Regions from separate parts of the Mus musculus genome. Here region 1 is linked to region 2. A link is a loop called in an ENCODE intact Hi-C map of the cell type or tissue named here. Cell type or tissue: gastrocnemius. All regions are shown on one strand. Each heading gives the region's core, and the rest is flanking DNA. Links, peaks and the distances in the headings are about the cores only. Region 1 holds the start of Reep1 (receptor accessory protein 1). Region 2 overlaps Reep1 (receptor accessory protein 1).

The links. Peaks named below come from ENCODE experiments on the same cell type or tissue, not always from the same donor. Only the 100,000 strongest peaks of a DNase experiment are listed, where the experiment ranks them.
Region 1: it touches region 2 in a loop (2.0-fold over the local background); 6 of 42 quality-filtered maps call a loop at or near these places.

The regions. Positions count from the first base shown.
Region 1 is chr6:71,695,369-71,710,532 of GRCm38, reverse strand. Reep1 (receptor accessory protein 1) reads right to left here and starts at 2,852. Exons shown (of 7, transcript NM_178608.4): 1 at 2,532-2,852. The coding sequence starts at 2,563. In gastrocnemius, for the core only: no CTCF peak of the experiment used is centred there; no DNase peak of the experiment used is centred there.
Region 2 is chr6:71,789,568-71,804,731 of GRCm38, reverse strand. It overlaps Reep1 (receptor accessory protein 1), which reads right to left. Exons shown (of 7, transcript NM_178608.4): 6 at 9,408-9,585. Among named protein-coding and RNA genes, the nearest start is that of Mrpl35, 27 kb to the left of the region's middle. In gastrocnemius, for the core only: no CTCF peak of the experiment used is centred there; a DNase peak (open chromatin) is centred at 7,817.

The DNA.
Region 1 (15,164 bases), core at 3,943-11,942, 94 kb after region 2:
TTACAGAACCTTAAAATGACTACTCACAGGAAGGAAATGGGATTTATGAACAAAATTGTAGCACAAGTTCAGACCAGAGGGCTAAGGGGGGGTCTTAAAGGGATAGCCTCAGCATAACCATCAGGGGCCTTTGGCTATGGATCCACCAGTCTGAACATCCTGAACTCAGTTTCTTCTAGTCTTTTGACCTTGGTCAAGGGTCATTCCCTCTGCAGTTTTATAGATGAGGGTAGAGGACTGGATTAGTGATTTTTTTTTATTAGTAGTAAACCTATATGTTGTCCAAATTTTGTTTCATCTAGAACCTCAATGTATAAAATAAGAGGAAGCTGTCCGTCCTCTTGCAGTGCTTACATCCTTTTGCAGTGTACCCTGAGGATCGGTGGGATCACCATTGATTTATGTTCGCCACAGTGCTTGGGAATCCACATGTCACGTGTGATCGAAACCTCTGCAACAGTAATGTGCAGTGAACTAGCTTGGGAACTGAGATCTGTTGTAATCAGGGCTATGAACTAGGATCTGCTGGCAAGAGGCAGATTTGGATTTTGAACCATTTATTTTCTTGGTTCCAAACACAATCTCCCAGTCCCGTGCCTTGGCACTGCACCATAAAATGTCCCTTTACCTATGTAGAATATTGAGCTGAATCAAAACACATATATAAGAATAAGTAATATTCTTAAGACTATAACTCCCCTATTTTACAATGACATTTCCTTCTGCAGCAGAGATGTAGCTGGATTTTGGTCTATTTACACCAGCTAATACTATATAACAGGCATTGTTAATATGAAATAGAAATGTGATTAAAACTGGTGTTAATAATTCATGTTGGGTTTAGTTGTGAATTAGGAACAGGGTAGGAAGAATCCTTGATCTTTTAAAGGTGCTTCAAATCCCACCAACCTCTGGTGCCAGAGGGTAGTTGTAGACCGGGAGCAATTCTCTTGGTCATTTACGTCATCCGAAGTCTTAGTTCTTCAAGGTGTGGTTGCTTCAGAAGATACCAACACACTGTTGCAGCCCCTCCCACATCCCACATCTTAGTCCCCCCTTTCAGTTACCCCCTATGTGGGAGATGACAAGAAAACCAGAATGGTTGCATGATCCTGGTTGAGGACTTACAGAGAAAGCCCACCAGGCAAGCAAGTGCTCCATGGCCCCGCCCTGAGGTCCTCCAGGGGTCACTAGCAAATCCAAAGACCCCAGGAAAGAAACTGACACTGCAGAGAAGACAAGCTTTAGTCAGGCGTGAGGCGTGGCAAGGCATGCCGGTGGCTTCCCTATTATTGATGCCAGCCATGCCACAGAAATCGAAATATTTCACATGCCACCTGAAGGTACAAAACAAACCCCCAGCAGCTGACAACAGCTGTTGGAGAGACCCTTGTGGAGTAACTTGATGGGCTTTGGGAGCAATGGGCAGAATGATGCCTGGGAGACAATGGCCAGGACTTTAAAGACGGCTCTCCTGGATGGCTTTGCAAATCAGTTCAGAAGAGGAGAAAAGAGATGTGTGTGCCCTGCACTGTCAAAGGGAGTTAATAGCCCCTCTTTCTTAGACAAAGAAAATGCTGGGCACGTGTTCCTCATCCAAGCCCCCCCACCCCCAGACCCATTTCAGTCCCAGGTCCCCTAAGCAGGTGCTAAATCAATCTTCCAGATCCAGGTAAGAAAGGTGAGAGGCAATATTGGAAATAAAACAAAAGTCCCCATCACACATCCCCCAAGGACTTCATACAGGCCTCACCCCAGATGACTCTGCTCTCCTGCACCGCCTGGGAGGTATCACTGCCACCGCCCTTGGGGGGTGGGGGGAAGGGGTGCTGTCTGTCACTCGGAAATTTCCCTGTGCATTCCTAGAGATGCCTGCCCCTGTCTCTCAAACCCCTGCAAAGGAGAGCAGGCAAGAGGAAGGAAGACATCTACTCCAAGATGCACACTAATGTACTTGCCACCTGCCTTTGCCTCTGTCTATTTGAAAAACCTAAAAAGGAGTATTTTCCCACTTCATTGAGTGCCCCACCTCCATCTGGCTACTCATCTCCGCGATGACCCCTTCAGGCAGCGCCCCTGGCTTGTCTGGACTGTATGTCATTTTCACCCGACAAAGCGCGGCGGCAGGCGAGCCCAAGGCATTTTCTTCCAAAGGAGAGAGAACGCGTGGAGCACCCACTCGGGGCCTCTGCAAATCCGCCCCACCCGGAATGGAACAAAGCAACAGAGAGAAGGCGAGACCCATTGCCCAGCCCCGGCAACTCCACCATCGTGCGGGGACCCACGCCCCGGTCTCCCTGCAAGGCGCCGCCTGCGCCCGCGGCTACCCATGGGTCTGTAGCGTCGCGCGTCCTACGCCGCCTCGCGCTGCCCGCGTCCCCAGGCAGCTACTGTACCTGCTAAATTTAGCGACCGCCGGGTATTAATAGCTAGCGACCCGGGGCTGGTGGTTCGCAGGGGCGCGCGGCCCTAAGGGGACATGGGGATCGGGAGGGAAGGGAAGAAGGGACACAGGAGAAGAGGCCACTTACACCACCAGCCTGGAGATGATCCACGACACCATGGCGGGCGGGCGGGCTGGCGCGGCCCGGATTGCTGGGCTGCGGGCGGTGCTGCGCTCCCGGCACGTCTGTCTGTCTGTGCACCGCCGCTGCCGCCAGACTGAGCGCACCCGCCCGGTCCGGCCCCGCGCTCGCGCGTTGGCGCAGCCGCGGCACGTTCCGCCCGCTGCCCCAGCCCCCAGGGGCTCCGCGGGCCCACGGCGATTGGGCGGCTAGCGGTGAGGGCACCAGCGCGACCCGCCCCTGCTCCGATCGTCCCAGCCCCAGAGCTGCAGCCAGGGCGGGTCCTCCTCCGCCCTCCTTGTGAAACCGTGTGGTGCGGTGGCTCAGTGCACTGGGCCTCCGAACCCCCAGGGAGGGCTGCCTCACCTTCACTAGGTGAAGTGGGGAAACTGAGGTCTGAATCTGGACTTTGAAATCCTGCCTACACCTGTCTAGACGAGGTTCTGTCATTCTTCACTTAGATAATACGCTAGCCTCAGGAGAAACCTGAAGCCTTCAACTAGCATCCCATAAGTCAACATCTCAGCAAGTGTCTGCCTACTGACAGCTCTAGTGTCCCAACTCGATCTCTTTGACTGCAACCCCATCACCAGTCACCGCGTGTCCCTTCAGTTGTTTCTACTGCAGCTCTCTCTCTCTCTCTCTCTCTCTCTCTCTCTCTCTCTCTCTCTCTCTCTCACACACACACACACACACACACACACACACACACACACACGTCAGAGGTCAACATGCAGGAGTCAGTTCAATGCAGTTGTCCCGGTGATAGCTCGGGCCATCATCAGCCATGGCGGCAAGCACTAGGGGAGCGGTCTCACAGACCCACACCTCAGACATTCCCTGTCCATACATTCACTTCTGTCTTTGATTCGTCCTCCAGCCTCAGCTCGGAGGGCTATGAGAGCCGAAGGGCATCATACATCATGACCCAGCAGTGTTAACAGAGCCATGTGGCATCTTGGGCAAAATGGAAACCGCGTTCAGTATCAACACGTCAATGCATTTTTAAAATATTGCATCATATAGGATTTGTCTTGATCACGGAATTTTATGGTGTCCCTTTAAATTTTGCAGCCAGGCTTTGTGACTTGCTTTGCTCATCCTGAGGATGGACCTGAACCAACTTCAATAGCACTTGAAAGCCTTTGTCCTTTTTATCCCTGGGCTCTGCTGCTCCCTCCCTCCCTCCAGTAGTTTAGGTTCCAGTGACCTGCTCTTCTTTGCAGATATTCAGTTGTGTAAAATTCAGTGCCCAGTGTGAGAAATTCTGTAGAGACCTAGTTTATAGCTTTTTCTAAAGGAGCTCTGCCCAATGAGGCTTCTTGCAGAGGCAAGGTGACTTTGGACTTTGGCAGTGCCTTCAAATATGATAGAATATGCACGGTGACATGTGCCTATGACTCCAATTCTTGGGAGGTAGAAACAGGAGCCCAGGCTAGTATCCTAAGGCCATCCCAACCCCCTCATTCCAAATCCCAGGCGTGGTAATTGACCCTGTAACACTCACCCTCAGGAGGAGGAGACAGGAAGGCGAGTTCAAAGTCATTCATGGCTACTTGGGAGTTCAAGGCCAGCCTGGACTACATGATTCCAAGTCTGTCTCAGTCTCTCTCCCTCACCCCCCTTAAGTGTATGAACATACAGATAGAAAATACTTTCTGACAATTAAGGGGCTATGAGAGAGTTGTCTTCTTTCATTTCTCTTTGTCTGTATGTCTTCTTTGTCTCAAAAAAAAACCCATAAACTACTTGTGATATAGAGGGGGTTAATGTAATGTTGAAGCATTTGGAGGTTGGTCATTTCGCTTTTGGGCAGCTATTGAATCTCATGTTCCAAACCACTTCCTCTATAGAACCCTCATACCGCAGGCCACAATACACCTATGTGGGAGGCTGCCAGAGATGCTTCTGTGTTCCAGTGCCCACTGAAGTTACTCAGATTAGGAAATCATAAACCTGCCTGGCCTTGCCTTCCTAGTACTCCCTTGTTATGGCTCCCTCTTTCCTGCTGCCTTGTGGTAAGCTCAGCTGAGCGGCCTACATGGTTTGTGCTCTCTCTAGGGATGAAAACAAGTAAAATAAACCTGAATTCTTTCCAAGTTCTGTCTTAATTGTCTGGCCTCACCATACTTTACTAGAGATTATAAAATTAAACAGAGAAAAGCTTGGAAAACTTACCAGACAGTGATACCCTAAGGCCAAGCCAGGCACGGTGATAGATGCCTGTAATACCAGAACTTGGGAGGTTGAGGAAGGGGCAGGGTCATGAGTCTGAGGCCAGCCTAGACTACAAATGTGAGATTGTATCTCAAATAACAAAACACCACAGACAAGCTTGGTACCGCAGTGTACATCCGTAATAATAATAAGAACAATAAAATGAACAAAAATTTTAAAAACCAGCAAGGACTGTGCAATGTTCAGTCGCTGAAATACCTGCCTTGCAAGCACAGGTCTTAAGTTTGATCCCTAGAAGCTGGGTTACAAATAAAAACTTGTAATCCAGAGACAGAGGTCAAAGAATGGATCCCTGGGGCTTGCTGGACAAGCAGAGCCTAGACTACTTGGTGTGCTCTAGGCCAGTGAGAGGCCCTGTGCCCCAAACATGGTGAATGGTGAAGAGAAAGACAGCTGAGGTTTAACTCTGATTTACACACCATACACATAGAAGTACATATACGTAACACACACACACACACACTCCATACACACCATACCATACACATACACACCATATACACATCATACATATTCCAAAACCACAACAAGACAACCAAGCAAGGAGGATCTTCTGAGTCCTCCCCACGCTTCTCTCCATGTTCTTCCACCACACACACTAATGAGACCAGGAGACCTATCAGCCATTTTGAGGGGTAGAGGGATGCACTAGTGCAGCTCCCCAGGGCCTTGGGAGCACAGGCCTAGGCCTATAGTTCCAGCTGTTGAAGAGGCTGAGAAAGGAGGCTTGCAAGGATGAGGCTGGCTTGGGCTACTGAGAGAGCTCAAGGCCAACCTGGTCTACTTAGTGAGACCCTTAGGAAAACAACAGCACACTTAGGAGGAAAGGCTGGGATAGCTCAGTAGCAGGCTTGCCTACTATGTGCAAGGCCTGGAGTTCAATCCTCTGTGTTGGGAAAAAAGTTTAAATTCTCAAAAACTATGGTTTGAGGAGGTATCCTGAGGAAGACAGTGGAGTGCTGCCCCATGCTGTTTCCTTCTTGGGCATGCGTGATGGGTAAGCTTTGCAGGTAAATGGAAAACATGGGTTTGATTATTGTGCTCCACTGGACATTTCCATTACTAAAAGGGAACTCTTGAGTCTGGAGGAATAGGCTAGAAGCTGAGTGGAACCACCCAGGCTTTCTTCAACAGTCAGGAGATCTTGTTCCGTAGAGCAAGGCTGAGTGATAAGCAGGAGAGAGAACCGAGACAGGAAGAAAGTTACTTTTGTTGCATTCCGTTTCTCTGAGCAAAAATGTTGCATACCGCATCTCTCCATCCCAGAGATGTCCTTGGCCGTAGCCCTGGAAAACGCTGAGACCAGGCAAGAGTTGTCTTCTAGACAATGGGACTCTCATGCCACTATCAGTTGGCTTGCTTTAAATTTCTCACAAAGGGCTCACAAAGGGCTGTGTAGTGCGTGATTTCTGCTGCTCCCTCCTCTATCTTCTGACAGCTTGCTGCTTTGTATTTGAGAATGAACCTCTCATATCCTAACCTGAGAAATTGCAATTCCTCTTATGTCTTTACTACCTTAATTAATTTGTGGGTGATTACCAGACATAAGTTAGGGCCAAAATTTCTCCCTACTATTTTTTAATTGAAAACAGAAAGAATATACTTCTACATTTACCTGTGAACTAGTTCCCAGAATAAAAGGTCACACATATATTAAAGACTCTACAAGGCTGTCTGGCTTTGTAGAACTTTGTGGTTGTAAAGAGTTAGAATGTTCCAGATCCATAAACAAATCACCTTCTGTTATTTATTAATCTTAATACCCATTCCTTACTGTGGTGACTATTCTTGGTTGTCAGCTTGATTACATCTGGAATTAACTAAGACCCAAATGACTGTGAGGGGATTATTTTTTCTTAAATCATCTAAAGTGGGAAGATCCACTTTTAATCTAGATCCTTTGAGGGGGAAAGATCCACCTTTAATCTGGGCCACACCCTTGGCTGGTAGCCTATATAAAGGACACAGAAGGAGGAAGCTGACTCTCTCTTTGCCTGCTTGCTCTCACCTACCAAAACCATTCCTTCACTGGCAGTATTATATATATATATACCAGACACAGTGGTAGGCAGGTATATTAGATTAGTCAGCATTCTCTTATATTCTATAAGTTCTGATCCTCTAGAGAACCCTATCTCACTATTGTGCCTAATATCACTTCAAGTCTCAGGTAAAATAACTTGATTTATAACTTTATTTTGTCTATAACTCTAAAATCTGTATGGAATCATGTCTACATTTGAGCATATCATTCCTCCCCCCCTCTCTCTTTTCTTCATCACACCTGTTTTGAGCTGCTTATAACAGAACTTGTTACAATAAAGGCTCTGAGTCACTTCCTGGGGGTCCTGCAGATAGGTGATGAGTGCCTTTGCAGTGCCAGCAACAATTTTGTTCTAGCTTTTCTTTTTCTTTGTTTCTTTCTTTCTCCCCCCCCCCAGACAGGGTTTCTCTGTGTAGCCCTGGCTGTCCTGGAACTCATTTTGTAGACCAGGCTGGCCTCGAACTCAGAAATCCACCTCCCTTTGCCTACCGAGTGCTGGGATTAAAGGTGTGCGCCACCACACCCAGCTTGTTCTAGCTTTTCTACCTTCTCAACACCTTGAGGGTAAAAATGACCTCTGACCTTCATGTCTTTGGCTCCAATCCACTGGTTTCAGATCCAATCACAGATAACAAGATAGTGGCCTTGGGGAAACTAGTCCTTTCCTTAAAGTTTTCATCTGACTCTGAAACATTTCAGTACCCCACATCTCTTTCTATGGTTACTGGGTTTCTCTCAGAGTAAGTGTTGACTTCATGGTACACTATTCATCTCTCCATGTATTGCTTTTTTAGATGTGGCATCTAGAGGATGCAATCCATGTCTGAAGGTAATCTGAGGCACAGGCCGCAGCGCAGTCCATTATCCATGATGCTCTTCTGGACTGTCCATTCTGCAGTTGATGACATCATGCCCAGTACTGTAAGCTGCATCTTGACACCACCCCTACTCTTCCATTTCCATACATGAGAGTCTCAGTTTGGACAGTTTTTTTTTTCCATTTTTTCCTGTAGCACCTTGTGTAATTCTTCCTGGATAGAGATCAATCAAATAGGCTGCTATGAGAGCCAAATTTCCAAGGACCAAATGAATAACTTCCATCTATGTGAACCACAAGCCTTTCCCTCCTGATTTTCAGTGAATGAAGGGGCTGTGTTTCAGATCTAACACAGCCAGGAGCATTTTGACACATGAACTAAACTGGCTATTGCTTAGACAGCTCTGGGGGTTCTCATCTACACGAGTCTGACTTTTGTTTAAAATCATTCTGCCGCATGGGAAGCCACAGTAAACGGGGCCTGGTCCAGTGTGGGGAAGGAAAGGAGGAAAGGAAGAGTAAGCTTAACCCTGAACCCTGGCCCTGGCCAGGGTATCTCAGAAACACAGCTGGCCTGGATGGTATACACTCGTTTCCAGGATCCTGACTGAGCATCTCAAGAGCTTAGTCAGTCTCCTCCTGAGGGTGACCTTAGACTCTTCAAAGCCAATACTCAGCCATTTCTGAGCTCAGAAGATGCCATTCTTGACTCCATCTTTCAAAAGGCATGCCCAGTTCCAAGCTGGGAGAAGGAGACCACCAGATCAAGCAAACAGCTGTTCACAGGTCACTGGCATGAACTGCTTCTCTTCATTGGCATAAAGTGTGTCTTGGTTCTTAAGACCAGATGATGCAAGCATTTTGGAGTCTCTACCAAGTATATTGGAGAGTTAGAGTACCTATTCCAAAGCAGCCGGCAGAAAGCACAATCTATACTATCTCAAATACTCTGGTTAACTGTCTCCATGATGGAAAGAACAGAGGCTCATGTAAGACCCTGCATGGATAATGGCCAATAGACCACTACCTCTTTGTGTTGTTCAGAGGCTGTGTCTGAATAGGAAGATGACAATATGGACTGAGAACTGGTCAACATTCTTTACTATTCAGCCTGGTGTTATGAGCCATGGTTGGTGGTTCCTGTTTCAGAACACCTGTGGATTTGGGTCTTGTCATAATGAAGTCTATACTGCACAGGGTAGCTGCTGGAATCACAAGCAACACATTGGAAACTTGATGCTGCTGTAGGGTTTTGTGTTTTCCTTGGTTGGTCTCTGTCCCCTTATAGAAGCAGCACATGTGTTCATTTATAGTTATACTGCACCTGTTTTTAGACAGGATTCAAGACAGCAGGATAGTCTTTCCACACACTCCAGATTCTTGCAACAGTGCCTGAATCAGGTGGGGCCCTACTTGGGGCACTGGCAGGATTCATTCAGCAGAAGGAGTGGGTCAGAGATGACCTTGCACTGCTGGCAGAGGCAGAGCTGTCATGGACCATTGGTAGGATCAGCAGGAAAAGACAGAGGTTGAGGTGAGGTTAGTACCAGAGAACGTTGACCTCACCCTCCTGGCCCATCCCCTATTATGGACTATAGACAATAGCTTCTTCAGCCTATCTTTAACCTCTTCATCACTGCAGCATCTCTTCTCAGATGACCAGATGCCATCTCCAGGCTTCTTACAAAAGAGTTGGAACCTGACATAGTCACTGTTCTATTGAGGTAAAGAGAGAACTCAAAAGAGACCACGGTGACTTTTAGAAGAAAACATTTAACTGGGGGCTTGCTTATAGTTTCAGAGTGTAGAGTGAAAACATTATTATCTACTTCAGAAAGTAGTGATGAGAAGTAAGTAATAAAAGTACTCACTTAGCTTAGTGCTTGGGCAATGCAATGCACTTCAAAACCACAGTGAAATATCCCATCTACTCACAAGAGTGGCTTAAAAGAGACTGGCAGTAATAAAAAGTGTACATGCAAGGAGCGCCTGGAGCCATACTCTGTTAATGGCATTGTGATCATTTGCAAAACAGAGTGTCAGTTTCTTTTTTTTTCCATTTTTATTAGGTATTTAGCTCATTTACATTTCCAATGCTATACCAAAAGTCCCCCATATCCACCTACCCCCACTCCCCTACCCACCCACTCCCCCTTTTTGGCCCTGGCATTCCCCTGTACTGGGGCATATAAAGTGTCAGTTTCTTGTAACTTAAAATATGTGCATCAAATGCAGAAATCAGAAGATACACAAACATGTATAAAAAAAGAAATGTGTGTTTACTTCACTGCTTAACAGCACTCCTCTTGGGCATTTACCTAAGAGAAAGACAACCATATGATCATATAAAGATTTATACATGAATGCTCATGGTCACATTATGTATAAAGACTAAATGGGCAGGTATGATGGTTTGTTTTAATTGTCAATTTGTCACAATTAAGTCACCCTGGAAGACAGTCTCAGTAAGGAACTGTCTAGATCAGATTGTCATATGGAAATAGCTGTGAGAGGTTTCCTTAATTATGTTAATTTACACAGGAAAATCCATCCTAAAAGTGGGCAGCACCATTCCATAGTATTTTAAAAAGGAGAAAGTGAACTGAATGCAATCACGGACCCAAACATTCTCTCCTTGCTTGAATGAGAATGGTCCTCAGAGGCTCATCTCTTTGAATGTTTGGTCCCCAGTTGATGCAACTATTTGGGAAGGATGAGGAGGTGTGGCCTTGTTGGAGGAGGTATGTTATTGTAGATAGGCTTTGGAGTTTCAAAAGATTTGCACCATTCAAATCCCTTTCTGTCTCACGTTTGTGCCTCAAGGTGTGAGCTCTTCATCACTGCTCCATCACTTTGTCTCCCTGCCTGATGACATACTCCCCACCATGATGGTCATAAATTCACCCCCTGAAACTGTAACCCTCCAAAAAAAATTCTTCTAAAAGTTGCCTTGGTCATATGGTCTTATCTTAGCAATAGAAAAGTAACTAAGACATTGCTCTTGTGGGTGGATATGACTAGCTGCTTCAAGTTCCTGCTACCTTGACTTTCCCACAATGATACAATGTAACCTAGAATTGTGAGCTTAAAAAAAAAAAAAAAAAACAAATGAACAAGCAAAACCCCATGGTTTCTCCCCTTTCTTGCTTCTTTCAGTGTAGTTGATCACAGTAACAGAAATGAAACGAGAGCAGCAAGTGAATGGATAAAGAAAATATGGAATGCCCTTTTTGTTGAATAGTACCCAGCAACAAAGAGAGTGAATTGTATAGATTCATGCAAGGGTGTGGAAAAGCCTCAAGAAGTTTAGAATGTGGAAAAAAATAACAAAAGAATACACAGTGTTTGATTCCAGTTCCCTGACCACCTAAGAAAGACAAACCTAATTAGAAAGATGAAAAGCTCCTGGGTGTTTTGGATGGAGAGGGAAATGGAAAAATGTCACAAGGAAGCTTCCTAACGTGATAGGAATCTGTGTCCTCATGTGGTGACAGTCACACAGTATACATGTGCATTGTTTTAAACTATTCTCTTGAAATTGTATGAACTTTTTTTGAGACATGGTCTCATGTAACCCAGGCTAGTTTCAAACTCTTGGTGTATCCTAGAATGCCCTTGAACTTATGAACCTGTAGAGTTCAAGGATTATAGGTGTGAACTACTAGCTCTATTTGATGTGATACTGGGTATCAAACCCAAGGCTTCTGCATTATAACAAAGCACTGTACCAACTGAACTACACCCCTAGACTGTCTTAATTCTACTACCTGGAAATTAAATCTAAAAAAAAAAAAAAAAAAAAACAAACAAACAAACAAACGAAACCCTGATTTTTAAAACTTCGTGTGTGTAGGGGCTGGAGAGATAGCTCAGTGGTAGGACACCTCCTGAGAACTGACAAGCTCTGTCTATTAAGTTCCCACACAGCCCAGCATAGCCTTTCTTTCTTGTTCTTAAGCTGTGTGCACTGGTTAGTTTTTAGTCAACTTAACACAAGCTAAAGTCATTAGAGAGGAGGGAGCATCAGTTGAGAAAAATGCCTCCAAAAGATCAGGCTATGGACAAACTTGTAGGACACTTCCTTAATTAATGACCGATGGAGGAGACCCCACCTATTGTGGGTGTTGCCATTCCTGGGCAGGTGGTCCTGGGTTCTATAAGAAAGCAGGCTGAGCAAGCCATGGGGAGTCGCCCACTAAGCAGCACCCCTCTATGGCCTGTTTATCCTGCTTTGCTTGAGTTCCTGTCTTGAATTCCTTCAACGATGAACTGTGATATGGAAGTGTAAGCTGAATAAACCCTTTCCTTTCCAACTTGTTTTGGTCATGGTGTTTCATCACAGCAATAATAAGGTTGACTAAGACACCTTGAGACTACCGCAGCCAGTGGTGCCCTCAGAGTCTGGCTACCCTGTCGCAGAGAGGCTACCTCCCTAGTTTCTGGGTCACTTAACCAAGAGCCTTGGCAAATCCCAGTTGAGGTTGCCTTCTCTCCAGTCCCCAACACTATGCAATCCCAGTCTGTGTCCAAGGTTCCTTCCCTTTGAGTGTATGGGATGGGACTCTGGGCTCATTAGATCAAGGTTCTCCCTGTTTCTTCTTCAGACCCTTTAAGCAGTATCCTTCTCCCCACTAAATCAAACTGAATAAGCAAGCCTCATCCGTACCCTGGCTGTAAGGACGCTCTCGCAGAGAGTGCACCTTCTCCATTCAGCCACAGCCAAACACTGTTTATTCACATTCACAACTGGAAGTTCCGATATCCAGAGAGACTTCCTGCTTGCACGAGGTGTTCTTTTGGGATCCTGGAGATAACTGTAGAAAACCCTTTGTGGGATTAGAGGAATCTGAGGATCCATGCAAGGTAGCAGGAAACTAGAGCTTTTGCTTATTGAGCGTTAAAATCAACAAAAGTCCAACCCTGCTAGAGAAATGGCTCCTTGGTTAGGAACACTGGTTTCTCTTCAAGAGGGCCAGGGTTCAATTCCTAAGCATGGAAACTCACGACCATCTGTAACTCTAGCTCCAGGGGATCCGATTCCCTCTTTTGTCTTCAATGGACACCAAACACACAAGACTCACGGGCATACAAGCAGGCAAGACACACAGGCATACATGCAGGCAAGACACACACCCACATGTTTTTTTAAAAAATTACAACAACAACAACAACAAAGGATCCAACAAGTAAAACTGTTTATCATGTATATAGAGTATATATAGTATATATCTATATATAGATCTATATAGAGTGAAAGTAAGAATGAGAAATGCTACGTTTGAGATTCTTTACCCCTGTCAGGACACGTAAACATGTAGAAATATATTAGACATATCATCCAGAAATACAAAATGTAGACTGTTTATCTATCATCTGCTTATCTATCATAAATCAATCATCCCTGTGTTCTTTTTTCTTTCTTTTTGTTGTTGTTTGTTTGTTTGAAATGAGGATTCTCATTTTTCTGAAGAACTTCCACCCTGATTTTTATAGTGATGGCATTAATTTTTACTCTGGCCGTGTAATGGCTTCTTTTCTGAGCGCTGCAGCTTTTTCTTTCTCCCGAGTTTCGCCCTTTCTGTTGGTAACTTGCCTATTGTGAAGACCCCTGATCCTTGCACGGAAACAGTACATAGTGTTTCCTTGGGCTGAGAAGACCACACTGTGCCTTGTGGAAATGAGCTGCTTTCAGGCATGTGATATCAGTGCCAGGTTCAGTGTTAATGGTTCAAAAATGTGTATCAAGCAAGGCATCTTTAAAAGAACCACATCTCGTTGTCCTGGAGGGAGATGCATTCTAAAGAGAGATACTGGTGCTCTTTTACTGAACAACTGAATTATTTAAACATTGGCCCCCAAAGAATTAACATTTCTCCAGGAGTCTTTTTGTCTCCTGAGGTCTGAGAGTCACTCCACAAACTTTATGAGCACTGATCTCAGGCTGGGATGGCTTATTGAACGCACACCCTAATACTGATCAGATCAGAGACACAGCTCAAAACTTATCTGAGCTACAACACACATTTCCCAAGGCAGGCTTATAAAGGAAAGACCCCCACAAAACCACACTGAGCTCATACACAGGTGCAGGAAGTGTTGTCCAGTGGTCAGCTCTGACTCGAGATATTTTAGCTATTGAGACAGAACAGTTCTAATTGACCTTTATTCTGATTGGTCCTTAGTGGGGCTTATGTTTGTGGAATTTCTTAAGATTAACAAACCTCAGAACATATAGAATATAACAGGGGTTGTGGTCAGTGTGACCGTGCTTTGAGTCAAGTTATTTTTCTGTGTAAATGACTGTCAGGAATATTACAGCAACAATATGAAATACCTCGATGGTATGGAACAAAATGGCTACAGCTATGCAGGGCAGACAGACCTCAACAGAGTTCCCTGCTGAAGTAAGCGTTGAATCCTGGTTTCACCCAGAGGAAAAGCTTGACTCTCAAGGTTGACACAGTTCTGACAACCGCACAGACCACCTTTTAGGACAGACCCGAACAAAGACAGCCATAGTCAGTGATGGGCAGGACCATCCTGACCAGGACTGCTTACTTCCAGTTTAAACCCAAACCACAATATGAGTATTCCAACAACAGACTTGGGGGGAGGACCTGCTCATCAGTGTCTCTTCCCAATGTGCCACACTGGGTATATTTACTACCTCTCTCTCTTATTTACCTTTCTGTATTGCATATTGAGGATGCTCGCTGGGATGGCTAGAGCACAGGCTTTGCTCTCAAAAGCTCCAGTGGAACACGCACACACACACACACACATACACACACACACACACACACACACACACACTAAGCATACATGTTCACACACACATGCGCTAAAGAAATAAATATATAGATAAAAACAAGGAATCCTTCTAGAAGCATATTAGATGAATGAATAATGATCAGTTGAAGAAAATTTGAGCAGAAGCTCACAGGAACTGAACTCCATGTTTCTTCCCCCTGGGAGCAAAGGCTCAGTCCTCCTTGATTCTAGCTCGTTAGTGACTCCATGGCACTACGGGCTGGGAACGGGAGCACAGACTGTACTTTGTTCATTTATTGTGTCTGCTCTCTGTCTCTCCCACTACAGTGAGAGATTATAAAGACTGACTTTCACTCTGTTTCTCTTCCTCCAGTTGTTCCTGAGTCCCTGCTCCTTAAAATGGTGCCTTCACAGAACAGAGCTTCTAAGTAAGTGTGGGACAAGCAAGTGAAGAGTGGAGCTTGAGAACTGGGCCATAATACCAGCACTTGGGAGGTGCAGGCAGGAGGATTTCAGTTCAAGGCTAGTCTGAGCTATATAGCGAGTTCAAAGCAAGCCTGGGTTACATAATAAGGTCTTCTCTAAATAAGATGGGGTTCCGATCGACAGCAGGTGCCTTCTAGTAAGTAGATTTAATGCTGCTTCCCCAAGATATGCAAAAAAGGACATCCCACCTAGTACTTTTCATGGCTGTACTTAGGGTCCAGAAGAGCCTCCTCTTATCTTCTTG
Region 2 (15,164 bases), core at 3,821-11,820:
CTTGAATGAGCTATAGGCAAAGCTCCAGAATTAAGTTGGCCCATTGAATGCAGCCATGTCATTGAGCCAGAATGTCCTAGCTTAGGCAGAATGCAAATTACTTTCTGCTATACCCAGTTTATCTCGAATCCACGGACACATGGTTCTATTCTTGGTCTGTTATCTTCATCCAGAACATAGTTCTATTCTTGGTATGTTGTCTTCATCCAGAGTTACAGAAGATAGAGCTAGAGGGTCCACAACTCATCCGATTCCACCACTCTGACGTCTACATACAGACTCCTGAGCTCTTGTTGGGACACCCTGCTACTGCTTCTAAAATCCTATTCAGGCGCAGAACGGGCTAGTTGCTGTGTAACAGTAGTCCTTGTGGAATTAACTAAAAGCTGCAACTAAGAGTGTTTCGTGTTTCCAGTTTCCAGTGCTCCATAGCAGCCAGCAGAGGGCAGCATGAGCCCATAGCTGCTGTCAGCCGGCCTTATAGGGCTGAGCCGTGGGTGGAGAGCCATCTGCTCAGGCTGTGTGAGCCTTGTCAGCCTGACATCATAAATTTGCCTTGATTTTTTTTTCTTTCTTTCTTCACTTTGTGCCTCTCGCAGACTGTTTACTCCGAGTATAGTTGCTTTCTTGTCCTTCCCTGCCTAAATCAGCTTGTTGAACTTGAGAGCAGTAATGCCACCTTTCTTGAACACTCTGGTCTTCCAAAGTTGCCTGAGCCCCAGATAATGCCTAGAATCTATACCCTGCAGCTCCTGCCATATGCCCTGGTTCTCTTGTGGGCCACAGTGTCTCAGCAGAAAACATCCTGAGTTGTGGGGCTGTGGCTGCTCATCCCTTGTCCTCTGAGTGTCTGAGGAAGGCCTGGGCACTCAGCTGGTCCGGATCATCTAGTGATCTCAATGGAAGCCTGTTGTCATTTTAGACAGTTCAGCTCTGCTCCACACTGGAGCATGGCTCTCACTAACCAGGACATCCCTCTAGACACAGATTCCTCCTGTCTGGAAAGAAGAATAAGGTCCAGACCTAGTTAGGACCCAAGGCTCTCAGGCCAAAGTAAAAATGCAGAAGCATCCTGGCTAGCTCCACCCCTCAAAAACCTACATCTTCAGGATGAGTTCATCCTAGCTGAGTTTAGACCTCTGAACAGGTGTGTGCTGTTCCCTTAAATGAAGAGTTTTCCCCTGCCAGTTGTTATGATAACCCAGAGACACCGCAGGATCCTTGGGTATATAATTCCTCAGTCTGCCCACCAGAATGTCCTGAGGCTGAGCATCTAAACCACACACTAACCACAATGATAACCACCTCATAGGTGGGCATGCATGCCAGTACCCCTAACTCTGGGAAACGGAGGCAGAAATTTTCTTTGGGTTAGCCTGGGCCACAAAGTGAGTTCCAGGCTAGTCTCGGCTCCAGTGTGGAGACCCTGTCTCAGACACAAAAGCAAAATAAAACGAAGAAAGAAACAAAAATCAGGGCCCATCTCGGCACTGAAACTCTTAACAGGGCTTTGTGCATGCTTCCCACTGCAACCTTGAACAAGAAGCGTAGTTTGAAAAGAAGTAGTTCTGTGACTCCCAGGAGTGGCGATCATTACAGATATCTAGGCAGGAGTAGAAGCCTGGCCTGATCTGGGCAGAGGCTGGGAGCACAGGAGGCCAGTGTGGGTGGCTGGGAGACAGAAAGAGAGACACAGAACCCTGCCTAAAAACACCCCAATTGTTAGGATGGTCCTGTGTGTCTGCCAAGTGTGCTGTTGGTATTTACTATCTTTTTTTTTTTTTTTTAAGATTTATTTATTATCGTATCCAAGTAATCTGTAGCTGTCTTCAGACGCACCAAAAGAGGGCATCAGATCTCATTACGGATGGTTGTGAGCCACCATGTGGTTGCTGGGATTTGAACTCAGGATCTTTGGAAGAGCAGTCAGTGCTCTTAACCACTCTCTTAACCATCTCTCAAGCCCCGGTATTTACTGTCTTATCTTTACTTTTCTGAATGATGGAAATCAAATCCAGGCCATTGCACATGCCGGGCAGATGCTCTACCACTCAGCCAAGTCCCTAGTCCCTTGTTTGTATAATCTGCCTCACTCTTGGGATAGCCATGCCTCTGAGTGCCAATGCACCATGGACGCTGGTTAACTGTATTTCCCTCTTCAGGGTGTGAGGAATGACCAGGCAGCATGCATTTACAATTTTCTCCTGATCCTATCTTCCTTTCTTCTCACTTCCCACTTTCACTTTCTTACTTTGGCTCACTGTTTCTCACACACACACACACACACACACACATGCATGCACACATACAGATACACATATGCATACATACATTCATACATACGTGCATACACACATATACTTTTTGGAACAAGCAGCAGAGTAAATAAGAAATAAGTCACACTGGATTTGTCCACACTGAGGAGTGGTACTAATCTGATAATCAAGGACAAGTGACTGGGCAGGAAACTACAGAGTGTATCTGTAGATTTGCATAGACTTGTGATCTAATATGTCCTCTGCCCAATGGCTAAGACTCCAAGACCCTGAGAACTTGTGTGGATATATGCTCTCCCATAAGAGGTCCTCCCAACCCTTTAGCAAAGGTACCCCAAGCCTGGAGCTCACTGAACTGTCATGGTTGGGTCAAGGTCGATGGTTTCTACTTAAAGACAGGGGTCCCTGTTGTCTTCCACAATCGGGCACCTGCATGTGTTAGTGTCGGCTCAGCACTGGAGGATAGAAAGGAGGGGCTGGGTAGTCTCAGTCCTTTAAAGACCTGAACAGATCTGCCAGCCCTAGGCGCTGAGCCACCCACCCACAGTGCAGCACGACACCCAGGTTAGCATACATCCCACACGGCACACATTAGTGATGCAAGGCAGCAGATGTGCTGACGGGACATGCCTGTCTGAACACTTACATCCAGGATCCCAGCAGTCACCAAGGAGGAAGAAAAGAACAACCTGTTAGAGAAGGGGCTTTGGAACGAAACCCGCGTGTACTTAAATTTATGCCCTGCTGACTTGACTTTAAAAGGGCCCGATACACCTCTCTGACTGATGACAGGCAGCTCAGGGAGGAAGAGAGAAAAAAGGGGAGGAAAGGTGGTGGACAGGAAGATTCTCCAAAGAGACAGAACTATGCAGGAAACAGCAGGGAGCCGACTGACAATCAGAATGAAGCAGAGAGGGAGGGAGAGAACTTTCTAGTGTCTGGGAGGCATAGATTAGAACAGAACCTGACTAACAACTGCTGCGTGCTGGGCTCTGAACTCTAACGCTATGGCTGTTGCTGCCCTGTAAGGTGACTGTCAGCCCCCAAATTCCCAATTCTCCTTTCTCCACTATCTGAATTAAGACCTGGATTTGCAAATCCTTTAGAAAGTTCAGTCTCTAAGGATGACTAGAACCTTCCCATGTTCTGAACGGAACACCATCCATTCCACAGGACCCACCTCCACCCCCACCCCCAATCCTCTCAAAGCGCAGAAGCTTGAGAGTCAGCTTCCGCCCCTGCTGTGAGTCAAGCCCACTTGCCAGCACTTTCCAGTAGAGTGCCCTTCACTGGCAGAGAGCTAGAGGGACCACAGAAACACTAACCCATCCCTTCCACCTTACAGAAGGGAGAAGGAGACCCAGAAAGTGGAGAGTTGTCCCTAAGGACATAGAGGTTCCCACTGTGGAGGAATCATGGATTGGGTCCTTGCAAGGAGCTCTAGGGGGCAGGAAGAAGATTCCAGAGTAGTGGTTGGCAGCAGGACCTTAGGAGAGTAGGGAATGCAAAAGCCAAGGCTTGAGCCAAAGCTACCAGGCCTAGACTCCAAGCAGAGCCATCCCCGCTGGATGCTTCCAGCTATCTGCTGCTACTGCTCCACTCCTCCAAATGCCATCCATTCCTAGACACCTGCTGCAGTGGTCTGCAGAGTCTGTAGATCCCTACTGTCTGCTGATTTAATTGTCTGCTACATAGACTTGGACTACTACTGGTGTCCTCATAGGTGAAGGTATCTTAGAGGCAGGAATCAGAAAGAATGGGACGTTAACCAACCTGGTCCCTGGGTGATGCTGTCCTGGCTCATGGTTCTTACAACTCATCATGTAGAATGGGGGACAGACATGACCATGGCCATCTGGGGACAACGAAGAGCTGTTTCCCAGGAACTAGGAAGTCTACCAGTGTCTACCAATGGGAGTCCCCAGCTTCCAAGATGGCCTGGGAGGCCCCAGTTGGACATGGGCTGCCCAAGACTGGTTGAATGCTGCTCTCCCACTGTGTCCCCGCTTAGTGCTCCTGTCTGTCACTTGTCTTGGACTTACGGCTTTCAAAATCCAGTGCCCTCCCTCAGGCAAAGTGGAGGCACATCTTGTAAGAGCAATATAGCAGGCCCCAGAGAGCCATAGCTCCACCAGCCGTCACTCACATACACCAGCAGCAACATCAAGGGGTTTTATCTGGAAGTGGGAGACCCAAAATCCTGGGTTCATCTGGCTATCACAGCCTTTAAAAAGAGTAGCCGTGGGCCAGAGAGATGGCTGTTAGTAAAGGCACCTTTCGCCAAGTTTTTGGTCCCTAAAACTCATGTTGTGGGAAGCAAGGACAGACTCTTCCTAAAACTCATGTTGTGGGAAGCAAGAACCGACTCTCCCAAGTTGTTCTCTGACTTCCACACAGAGGCCATGGCATGATCACATATCACCCTTTATACACAAATAAAGAATATAATAAAATAATAGTCGCCCTTCAAAAGCCCCTTTAACAGCCATTTCCATTATAGTGGAAGGAGGAAAGCAGGGACCTTTATCTCTATTTTATGATGAAAACACAGGTTCAGAGCAGTTAGGTGACTCACACAAAGTTGCGCAGCTAGTAAGTGGCAAGCCAGAGCACTCTTAGTAGGGGTAGAATCCCCTAAAAACTCAGGGCTTCCTCCCTTCAGAGGGTCATGGCAAGGCCCTCTGTCCTCAGGACCCATTGCACTGGGTGTGCACTGCTATATGTTGGCTTAAAGATTCACACATACATCTCTAACATTCCTTCTAAGAGGCTGGATAATTCTCCTCTCATGGAACACAGGTTCCGTGGTGACTCATGGCCATCAAACAGACCGAGAGCTAACTTGACTTCAAAGGCAAAGTCATTAAAGGTCATGATGGCTTCCTGCCTAGCCTCTCTCTTGAACCATTCATTCTGGGCCAAGCCACTGGCGATGTTTCAGCACTCCCCAAGAGCTTGAGAGAGACCCAGATGGTAAGGAACTCCAGGCAGTGGCCCCTGGAGCCATCTTGGGATAGATCTACCAGGTCTAGTCACACCCTCAGGTGACTGAGCCCAGCCAGCATCCTGACTGCCGCTTCTCCAGAAGTTTGGCCACAGAAATGTTAAGACATTATTTTTGCTTCCCCTAAGGGTCTTGTCCCTCATCTGACCCATTCAGCTGAAAGGGAGCCCCAAGGTCAGAGTCCAGCAGTTGGTTAGCGACCCCTGAAGCAAGCTGAATCCAGCAGGCTGCAGGCAGGCTGGCTACTCACCTTTCCGGGTCCGGCAGGTGGAGCAGCAGGTACACACTGTGGGAATCGATCAGGTGGGGGCGCTGTCAGAGATAGCCCCCCCCCCCTCAACAGGAACCAGGCCCCAGCAACCAGGGAGGCCCCAGGGGAAGGTGAGAATTCCGTTGAGTTGGAAGCCCAGGAAGAGGGCGGTCTTTATAGACACTACAGTGTTGAACGGGATCATCTGTAATTCAGCTGCCTCTAGGGTCAGACCCCGATTCCCGTAGTTCTAAGGAGGTGAGAGCTGTTTAAGTTTCTCCTGGGAATAACCATCCCTCCTCAAAACCTCTCCTAGACCTTTTGATTCAGCGAATCCTCTGAGAAACCTCTTAGACTATAGTAGGTGCTCACTAAATCCATGCTGACCCAGTGACTCTGAATCTATAGAAGTCTCTCACCTCCATGGACACTTCCTGGTAGCTAGTGGCAGCCATTCGATGTGTGAACCCTCCCTCTCTGTTCAGTCTGCAGAGAGGGCAGTCAGCCCCTTGCCTGCCCTAACCCTTCAAGTCAGAGGGCAAACACCAGGCGGGTCAGTCAGCTCTGGCGTGTGGCCCAGCCTCACCCTGAGTGCTGACGGTGGCATCAAAGAACTCTGCTTCCCAATGCTTGGATGATGTGCTGTGCTCACCTACGTGCAGGACCATGTGTGTGCTAGGCCTGTGGCAAGCAAGTGGAGGTCCTGCCTTCTCCTTTATTTCTTCTCCTTCTCCTTCTCCTCCTCCTCCTTCCCCCCTCCCTTCGCCCTCCCCCTCCTCTTTCTCTTCCTCCTTCTCTTCTTCTTCTTTCTTTCTTTCTTTCTTTCTTTCTTTCTTTCTTTCTTTCTTTTTTTTTTGTTTTTTTTTTTTTTTGTTTTTCGAGACAGGGATTCTCTGTGTAGCCCTGGCTGTCCTGGAACTCACTCTGTAGACTAGGCTGGCCTCGAACTCAGAAATCCGCCTGCCTCTGCCTCCCAAGTGCTGGGATTAAAGGCATGTGCCACCACTGCCCGACCTTTATTTCTTTCCTTGGGATGCACAGGGCCGAACGCTCATGTCCCTGGTTCTCTTCAGACCATCCTCTGTTTCCTGGACCCATACATGCCACTGCTTTTATCCAGCACTTCACTAACTCCCCTTCCTCAAGGAGCATGAACTCCAACATCTACACACATTCCTTTGCTTAACTGTGCTCTTGCAAACTCTATATTCTTTTGTATAATATGTGTATTGTTGTGTGTATATATGTGTGTGCGTGTGTGTGTGTGTGGGAGGTGAGCCCACCCCGGCTTGTGCGTGTAGAGGTGAGAGCTTGATGTTGGTTTTTTTGTCTTGCTTGCCACTTTATTTTTTTGAGAAAGGAGCTCTCACTGAACTTGGGGTTCACTGGCTCATCAACCTGGACGAAGTCTCAGGATCTTCGTGTCAGTACCCTCCAGTCAGTACCCTGGCGTTACAGGCTCATGCTACAGCGCCAGGCTTTTACACAGACTCTGGGGATCCAAACTCCGTTCTCATGCTTACAAAGTAAGCAGTAACCAGCTGAGCAGTCCCAACCCTCCCCCAGGCTTTCATCTATCTATCTATCTATCTATCTACCTACCTACCTACCTACCTACCTATCTATCTACCTATCTATCTATCTATCTATCTATCTATCTATCTATCTATCTATCTATCTATCTATCTACCTCTATCTATCTATCTATCTATCTATCTATCTATCTATCTATCTATCTATCTATCTATCTACCTCAACCTGAGTTGTCTCAGCTCCTGTCTCCCATTAGAAGTCTGAAAATGGTCTTTATTTTCTTCTCTCTCGTTCCCCTCACAATCCCAAGACACAAGATGTCTAGGACACGGTGGGGCCATTCCTCCAGAGAAAGCTGAAGGGACAGGGAGCTGCACAAGGTCAGATACTCTGCTGTGACTTAGGCATCTTTCTGAGAAAAGTTCTGAGGCTGGTGGCACACAGAGCAGAGGGGAGGAAGTGGGCTCTCATCTTTCTGTCTGAGGTGACTTTTGATTTAGGCTCAGAGCAGCTGGGGAGAGTGCTACCTTCCCTGGCCTCCCCATCACAGGCCAGCACCTCCCTCTCTTAAGGGAGGTCTCAGGGTGGCAAAGGATCTCCCCCCCTCTGCCAGCATCAAAACAAAGCACCCCCAACCTTCCCTGTCCATGGCTGGGCTGGAAGCCGCTTCCGGCCTCAGAGACATCCACATCACCTCTGAGATGCCGCCAAGCTCCTCTCAGTTCATTCTGAGCCCTGACCTGAAAAGTCTAACAAGAGGAGGTCTGGGCAGGAGGCCCAGGTTCTGGTCCTGTGTGGCCTTGGCAGAGTGCGTGACCTCTCTGTGCCTGCAGCCTCTACTTGGTTCTCTCCTGTATGGCAAAAATAGACTCTTAAAGGGACAGGTTTGCAGGGCTATCTGGGTTCACGTCCTAGCCAAAGCAGGACTCCCTGCCTGCCCTTTCAACTTTGGTGTGGGCCATTCCAGAATCAGGGCTCACACTGCCTCACAGAGAGAGAAGCCCTTGTGTCTCCTGAACCCTTTCAGGATTCTAAAGTGATTTCTTGAATGAGATGAAGACATAACAGGGTTTACAACAGTGGTTACTTTACTTACTGCTTACTGACACCAGGCATGGACAGCCCTGAGCACTCTGACTGCTTATTCCAATTGAATCCTCATAGCCAACGTTCCTCCTCTCCAGTCCTGCAACCCTGCTTCTAGGGGGTAAACATCTCCCACTTAAAATATACGACCTTCAAACCTAGGGGTGGTGCAGGTCCTGAGTAGAGAGGAAGCTGAGGGGTACCAAGCAGGGTTGATGGTCCACGCCATGTGCAAGCCCTCAGAGCCCAAGAGCCTTTGGAGGTGCCTCTTACAGTACACAATAAGGGTCCGAGTGCCCTGGAGGTCCTGGTCTGCATGTTTAAGGGCAGGAAAGACACTGGGTACATAATACATATTCCAAAACAGCCCAAATCCTAGTTCTTTTTTACAAGGAGGGTAAAGGTGATGACTTGGCACCTCCTCCACACGTCCTGCTGTCCACCATTTTCTATCAACAGCTTTGGCTCTGCTCCCGAGTAACTGTCATCTTCTAAGAGTCCATCTTGGAAACTGACAGCGTCCCGTCCATACACTGACACCCCCCCCCCAGAAGCTCCAAGTCCATATGGATAGATTAGATACTGGATTCACACCTCAACCTACACAGCTGGGTTTCACGCAAACCTTTTGAGACCTCTGAAGACAGGCCCAAGATCCCACACATTAAACAGGGTTAAGCCCCATATGGGCAGTCTCCTGCCAAGTGCTTAACCATGAGAGGTCGATTTCCAGTTATTGAAAGGACTTGGCCTCCCCAGGAACCTCAGGCCCAGTGTGGTCCTTGGTAGTCGCAGATGTGAGCACGCTTAGGGAGTAGGTGGTCGGAGATGAACTGGAGACAGTGCAGAGTGAGGAGAGGAACTACTCGGGGAGAGGGGAGGCCCACAGTGTCACCAGGCCTGGGGAGTGGGAGAAGGGGGTCATGAGACCTGAGTGTGGGGCTAAGGAGAATAGAAAGGACTCCCAAGGCCCAGACTTGTTCCTGCTCCAGACTTGACCCAGGTATAGCACCCAACACCTTGATTCCTCAGACAATGATGAAGGAGCAGCAACTATCTGATGCTTATGACCTAACCTGCCCAAGGCACAGTCCCCAGCCCAGCTTTCTGAGTGGCCCACTCGATGATGCGTTCCTCATCTGGCCTGGTACAATCCAACAAATGACTCTGTTGGTGACAGGTTTGTGAGGCAAGGGACACCTTGTGTGCCATCCAACACTGTGCTTCTTAATGATCAAAGGGACAGGGAACAACCTACCCGAGCTGCCGGCACTCTCAGAAGCACTCCTGGACATCTTGGGCTGGCTGTGTTTGCCGCTGGACCGCCCAGTCCCTGGTGGAGGAGGGCCCGAGGGAGCAGGAGCACCATCACCCCTGATGGTGGTGAGGTCCTGCATGCTGAAGCTCCGGAGTCTCTCTGACAAGGCACCCTGTCCCTGGACACAACACAGGAGAGCATATGTCAGAGGCCTAACCATAGGCGTTTGGACCATAATGGGGACATGAGATGTGACAAAGGCTAAGAGACCCTGCTCTGAGAGTAGACAAGGCAGAAACAAGCCCTGGTTTACCTCTGTTGAGGGTCCCAGGTATACTTGTTGACAGGTGACATGTATTCTAGGGCCACTTCTGGGGCTCAGTTTTTGCTCCCTCTCTCTTTCAGACACCCCCAAAAGGAAATCTGTATCTAGGATGACAATCCTCTGCAGTTCCCCCAGTCCCCATTTTGTTGTCTGAGATAGGGTCTCACGTGTTTGAGGCTAGCCTTGAACTTGCTGCTTCTCAGTATTGGAATATACCTGTTAGGAGATCATGAATTGATCTTCTTGCCTCTACTTCCCAAATGCTAGGATTACAGTCAAGGGGGACCACATCTGGTTTATATATGGAAGGTCTCAAACTCAGGATTTTATGTCAGGCAGGTACTCTGCCACCTCAGCGACATCCCCAGCCACTGCAGTCCCAACTCGACAGAGCTGGCTGGAGGCCTCAGCTTCCCATCAGTAAAAGTAAATATGTGGCCACATTTTCCCCAGTTCTCAAAATCTGCTGATAAAATCCAAACCTAACAGTCTGTGCACCCCGTCCTTCTTCCTAACACTATGGAAGGCAGACAGTGTTGTTTTAATGCATGCCAGCAGTGGTTTAAAAACATTTCTGTGCAGTTGAGATGGTTAACAAAGCAAGCACACTTACTCATATGGCACATGCCATACCCACGGGCACATAAATACCAGAAAGAAAGGTAATGAGTCAGGAAGGAAGACATGATATTAAAAAAAACAAAAAACCAAAAAAAAAAAAAAAAAAAACCCAACCCTCTGCTGTCAACGTAACTACTTCATATGCTGACGGGGCTGTGGAGTGGATCTCAGTGTGAATGTATTCTTTTGTTTAGGAAAGCAAGATTAATGTGTTAGAGGGTTGGAAAAGCAAATCTTCCCTCCACTACCTGGTCCTGAGTGGCAGGTCTGTGTGGAGAGAAAGAATCAAGGTGAAGACAGAGAGCTGGATGTTGCAGGTGTGCCTCAGGGCAGGAGAGAGGCTCGATAAATCTTGTTGTTTAGAATTGATTTTATCTTATTTCATATAGTTTTATTTTTTAACTTATTATTCAAGACTTTCATACACGTGTTTAATGTGTTTTGACCAAATCCATGGAAGCCCCATTCTTGCCAAGGAGCTCTTGGCAACTGATGGCTGCAGGCAGGGGTGGGGAGTCAGTTAGTTTTTTATGATTATTTGTGTGTGTGTGTGCGTGCGTGTGTGTGTGTGTGTGTGTGTGTGTGTGCATGTGTTGGCTGAGCCAGGAGAAGTATCAGATCCTCTGCAGCTGGAGTTACAGGCATGGATGGTGGGAACCAAACTTAGGTCCTCTGGAAGAGCAGCAAATACTCTTAACCACTGAGCCATCTCTCAAGCCAGTTTTCTACAGGAACGAGGCCCCTGATGAATGAGGTTCATGTTCTCGTAGCTGGTCCTATACCCATGCACTAAGCAGACTGAGTGGGCTAAAAACAAACAAATAAACAAACAAACAGTACATGAAGTTTGGAGAGACTTGTTTGGGCAAGGGCACCTGAGAGTGGGGTTAGGAGGCTGGCGAGAGACTGGTGTTACTGAGAATAGTGTTGGGGTTGGGAGCAAGCAGCTGCCAGGCAATGAACTCGAGTGTGCTCAGAATACAGGGGGAGCCAGTGGGAACCAGAGAATTTGGGACATCAGGGTGGCAATGTGTCTTATTTTCACAATGAAGGAAGAGTGTGGGGCCTCGTGGTTCAGGGACTGTGAATAACAAGGCAGGGCAGACATGGCAGCCCTAGCAGTCAATGCATGGCAGATCCAGGGGCTGCAGCAGGAAAATGAGCAGGGGCCAAGCGCAGGGCAGAGGCATTCAAGCGCAGGGCAGAGGCATTCGCCATCCGGAGGGGGCTGGAGAAGCCGTTTCATTTTATTCAGTAATAAAAAATCTATCCCCACGGATGAGCAAAGCACAGCCACTTGCTAAAATGGAAGGTCTGAGTGTGACAGGGAACAAAAGAAGGCCAGGGCATAAAACAATAACTGAGCAGGTTGTGTTACATATTTAGGAATGCCTATACACATGTGTAATAATAATTAAAGAGAGGCCATGCATTTAAAAGAGTGGGTGGGGGTACATGGGAGAGGTTGGAAGGAGAACAGGAAAGGAGGGAGATGATATAACTATATTATAATCTCAAAAATTATAACAATAATAAGAACAAGAAAACCATAAGCAACCACAACAGAAGGAGTGAGCTGGGGAGGGGCAAGCAAAAGGGGCTAGCACAGGGTTAGATGGCACACTGAAAAGGGGCTAGCACAGGCTTAGATGGCACACTGAAAAGGGGCTAACACAGGGTTAGATGGCACACTGAAAAGTGGCACAGTGAAAAGGGGCTAGCACAAGCTTAGATGACACACTGAAAAGGGGCTAGCACAGGGTTAGATGGCACACTGAAAAGTGAAACAGGCCAATTCTTAACTCACCAAAGATACAAAAACCATATCTCAAGGAAACTAACAGCAATGGCACACAAGGCATGTTGGCTCAGACCTGGGATCCCAGCATTTAAGAGTTGAGGCAGGAAAACTGTCACAAGTTTGAGTCTATCTCCAGCAGCAAAGTTACTCCCCCAAAGCCAACAACAAACATAAACCACAAACAGAAAATGATTTAAATAACCAAATATCTATAGTTAGAACAATTAATCTATAAAAGTGTAAAGTATTTCATCCTTAAGATACCCATGTGTAGAGCAAGCCAGAGCCAACTAAATGATGGGTGCTGCTACTGCCTGTCACATCTAAGTTGGCCACTGAAATCAGTGAAAGAAAAGACAGTGCATGGCCAAAAGGACAGAGTGGGCTTTCATGACCCCCAGCCCAAATAAAACCGGCCAGGGACTAACTCCATCAACATTTCCCAGATCTTGTAAATGTTCTGCAGCAAACATTCTGAGGGAAAACAGCAGCCAGCAGGACATGCCCATTTGGCAAGTGGCTCACTTTCATTCAGAGAAGCCCAGCCAGGGTAGCTCCAATATCACCAGCATCAGGAAGATTTTGAGTGTCAAGGGTTAGGAGAGAGGAGATGAAGATGGCTCAGCACCAAACTAGTCCCGTGCTGGAGGGAACCGCAGAAGCATGGGAACAAGAGCCCTGAGAACAAATCGGAACAGCTGGTCTGAAACCAACAGGCCTCTCATTGAAAACCCCTTAGCCCGGCTCAGGCTATTCCACCTCATTCCTATTTACCTTCCCGGAGGCCTACTTGAGCTGTGCTTGGGAGAACCCCCATCTTGTTATTTGGGAGCTGTCATCTTCTGGAACATCTTCTGGCTGCCACATTTGGGCTCAACTGGGGAAACAATTCTGGCTTTGTATTTTTGAAAAAGCATAATAGCCTGGCAGTGGTGGCACATGCCTTTAGTTCCAGCTTTTGGGAGGCAGATGCAGGTGGATCTCTTGAGTTTGAGGCCAGCCTGGTTTACAGGGCAAGCTCCAGGATAGCTAGAGTGACACAGAGGAACCCTGTCTCCAAAAAACAATGCCAAGGTAAAATATATTCTGTGGTTGAGAGCCAACCATTCAAATATGTTTCTAAGTTCCCACTGCCCCCTTCTCCAGGATCTCACTATATAGCTCTGGCTGGCCTGGAACTTACTATGTAGACCAGTCTGGTCTCAAACTCATAAAGGTCTATTTGTATCTGCTTCCTGAGTGCTGGTATTAAAGGGATATACCACCATACCCTGCTATTCTTTTTCTTTTAAATATGCACACATATGGATTGCATGCAGGTGTACTGGGACATGTGTATATTTGTGTGTGTGTGTAAGTCAGAGGACCTTAGCCTGGTCTGTCTGTCTATCATCTATCTATCTATCTATCTATCTATCTATCTATCTATCTATCTATCTAGATATCTAGATATCTAGATACCTACCTCTACAGAGCTCTGAGTGTCCTGAAACTCATTATGTAGACTAGGTTGGCCTTGAACAACTAGGTTAGCAGCAATCCACCTGCCTCTGCGTCTCAAGTGCTGGGATCAAAGGCATGCACCACCATGTCAGATTCTGGGCTCCTTTTAATTTTGTGAACAAAGGTAGTTTTTTTTTTTGTTTGTTTTTTAAAGATTATTTATCATTATATCTAAGTACACTGTAGCTGTCTTCAGACACACCAGAAGAGAGCATCAGATCTCATGATGGATGGTTGTGAGCCACCATGTGGTTGCTGGGATTTGAACTCAGGACCTTTGGAAGAGCAGTCAGTGCTCTTAACCACTGAGCCATCTCTCCAGCCCCCTTGTTTTGTTTTTTAAACTCTCAGTCTAGTAGTGTTTTAAGTAAGAAGTGGTAAGCATTCTAAGTGAAAGGCACCATGTCCCCATTTCATAAGCAATTTCTCCTTTCTTAGTGGCACTTGAGATAACGACTTCTTGACAATGAAAACTCCCTGCGACATTGCTCTCGGTGGCGTCCGACCTGTCCCATGTTCTCCATGCAACTGTACTTGATGCTGGACATTGTCTGCTGGCCTTCCCCTCCTACAGCTTCCTTTCCTATTGCAGGCTTGCATCCGTCTCCCTTTCCACTTGACACGCATTAGGTGTCAGTGTGGAAAGAATAAGCATATGGACACCCAGCATCTTGCTGCCTGAGTGAAGTGTTTACCATCCTACTCCACTCCCAGACCTTAGGGGCGTTCTATTGGGCATGGCTTGGGATGTGTCCACAAGTGTGGGGCACAGGGGCGGGTGGCACACCCGTGAGGCAAAGTGCTCCAGAGCAGGGCCCCTTTTGAAGAACATGTGTGTGTAAATATGTAAACTAACTGGAAAGAGGGTTTTTGTTTTGTGTTTTGTGGTTTTTTTTTTTTTTTTTTTGAGGTGGGGTTTCATTGTGTACCTCAGGCTGACCTAGAACTCTGTGTAGACCAGGTTAGCTTTGAACTCAAAGATCTGCCTGGCTACACTTTTCAAGTGCTGGGATTAAAGGCATATGCCATTGTACCTGGTTGCTTTGATTTCTTTAGACAGGGTTTCATATATCCAAGATTAACCTCTAACTTGCTAAGTAGCCAAGGATAGATCTTCCTGCCTCCACCTCCGAACCACTGGGATTTCAGGTATGTAAAATCACACTCAATTTTGTGGTGCTAGGAATTTGAATCCAAGGCTTTGTGGATGCTGGGCAAGCATTCTACCATGCCCTACCCCAGCCTAAGAGCGGTACATTTGCTGGGCAGGTTTTAGTACTTTTCCACCACTAAGCATCACCGCTTTATTCCACCCCAGACAGAATCTTTGCAATTTTGATGGCTGAGGGGGTGGATGGGGTCCTGCTTTTCGTTGTTAATGCCCATGACTGTCTTTGCTCAATGGAAGCATGCTTCAAGTGGCAGGCTTTATGGGTGGTAGGGCCACGGGGACCTCACCCTCTTTGTACTTTTGCATCTTGCACAGGAGGCAGTGCAACTGAAAGTC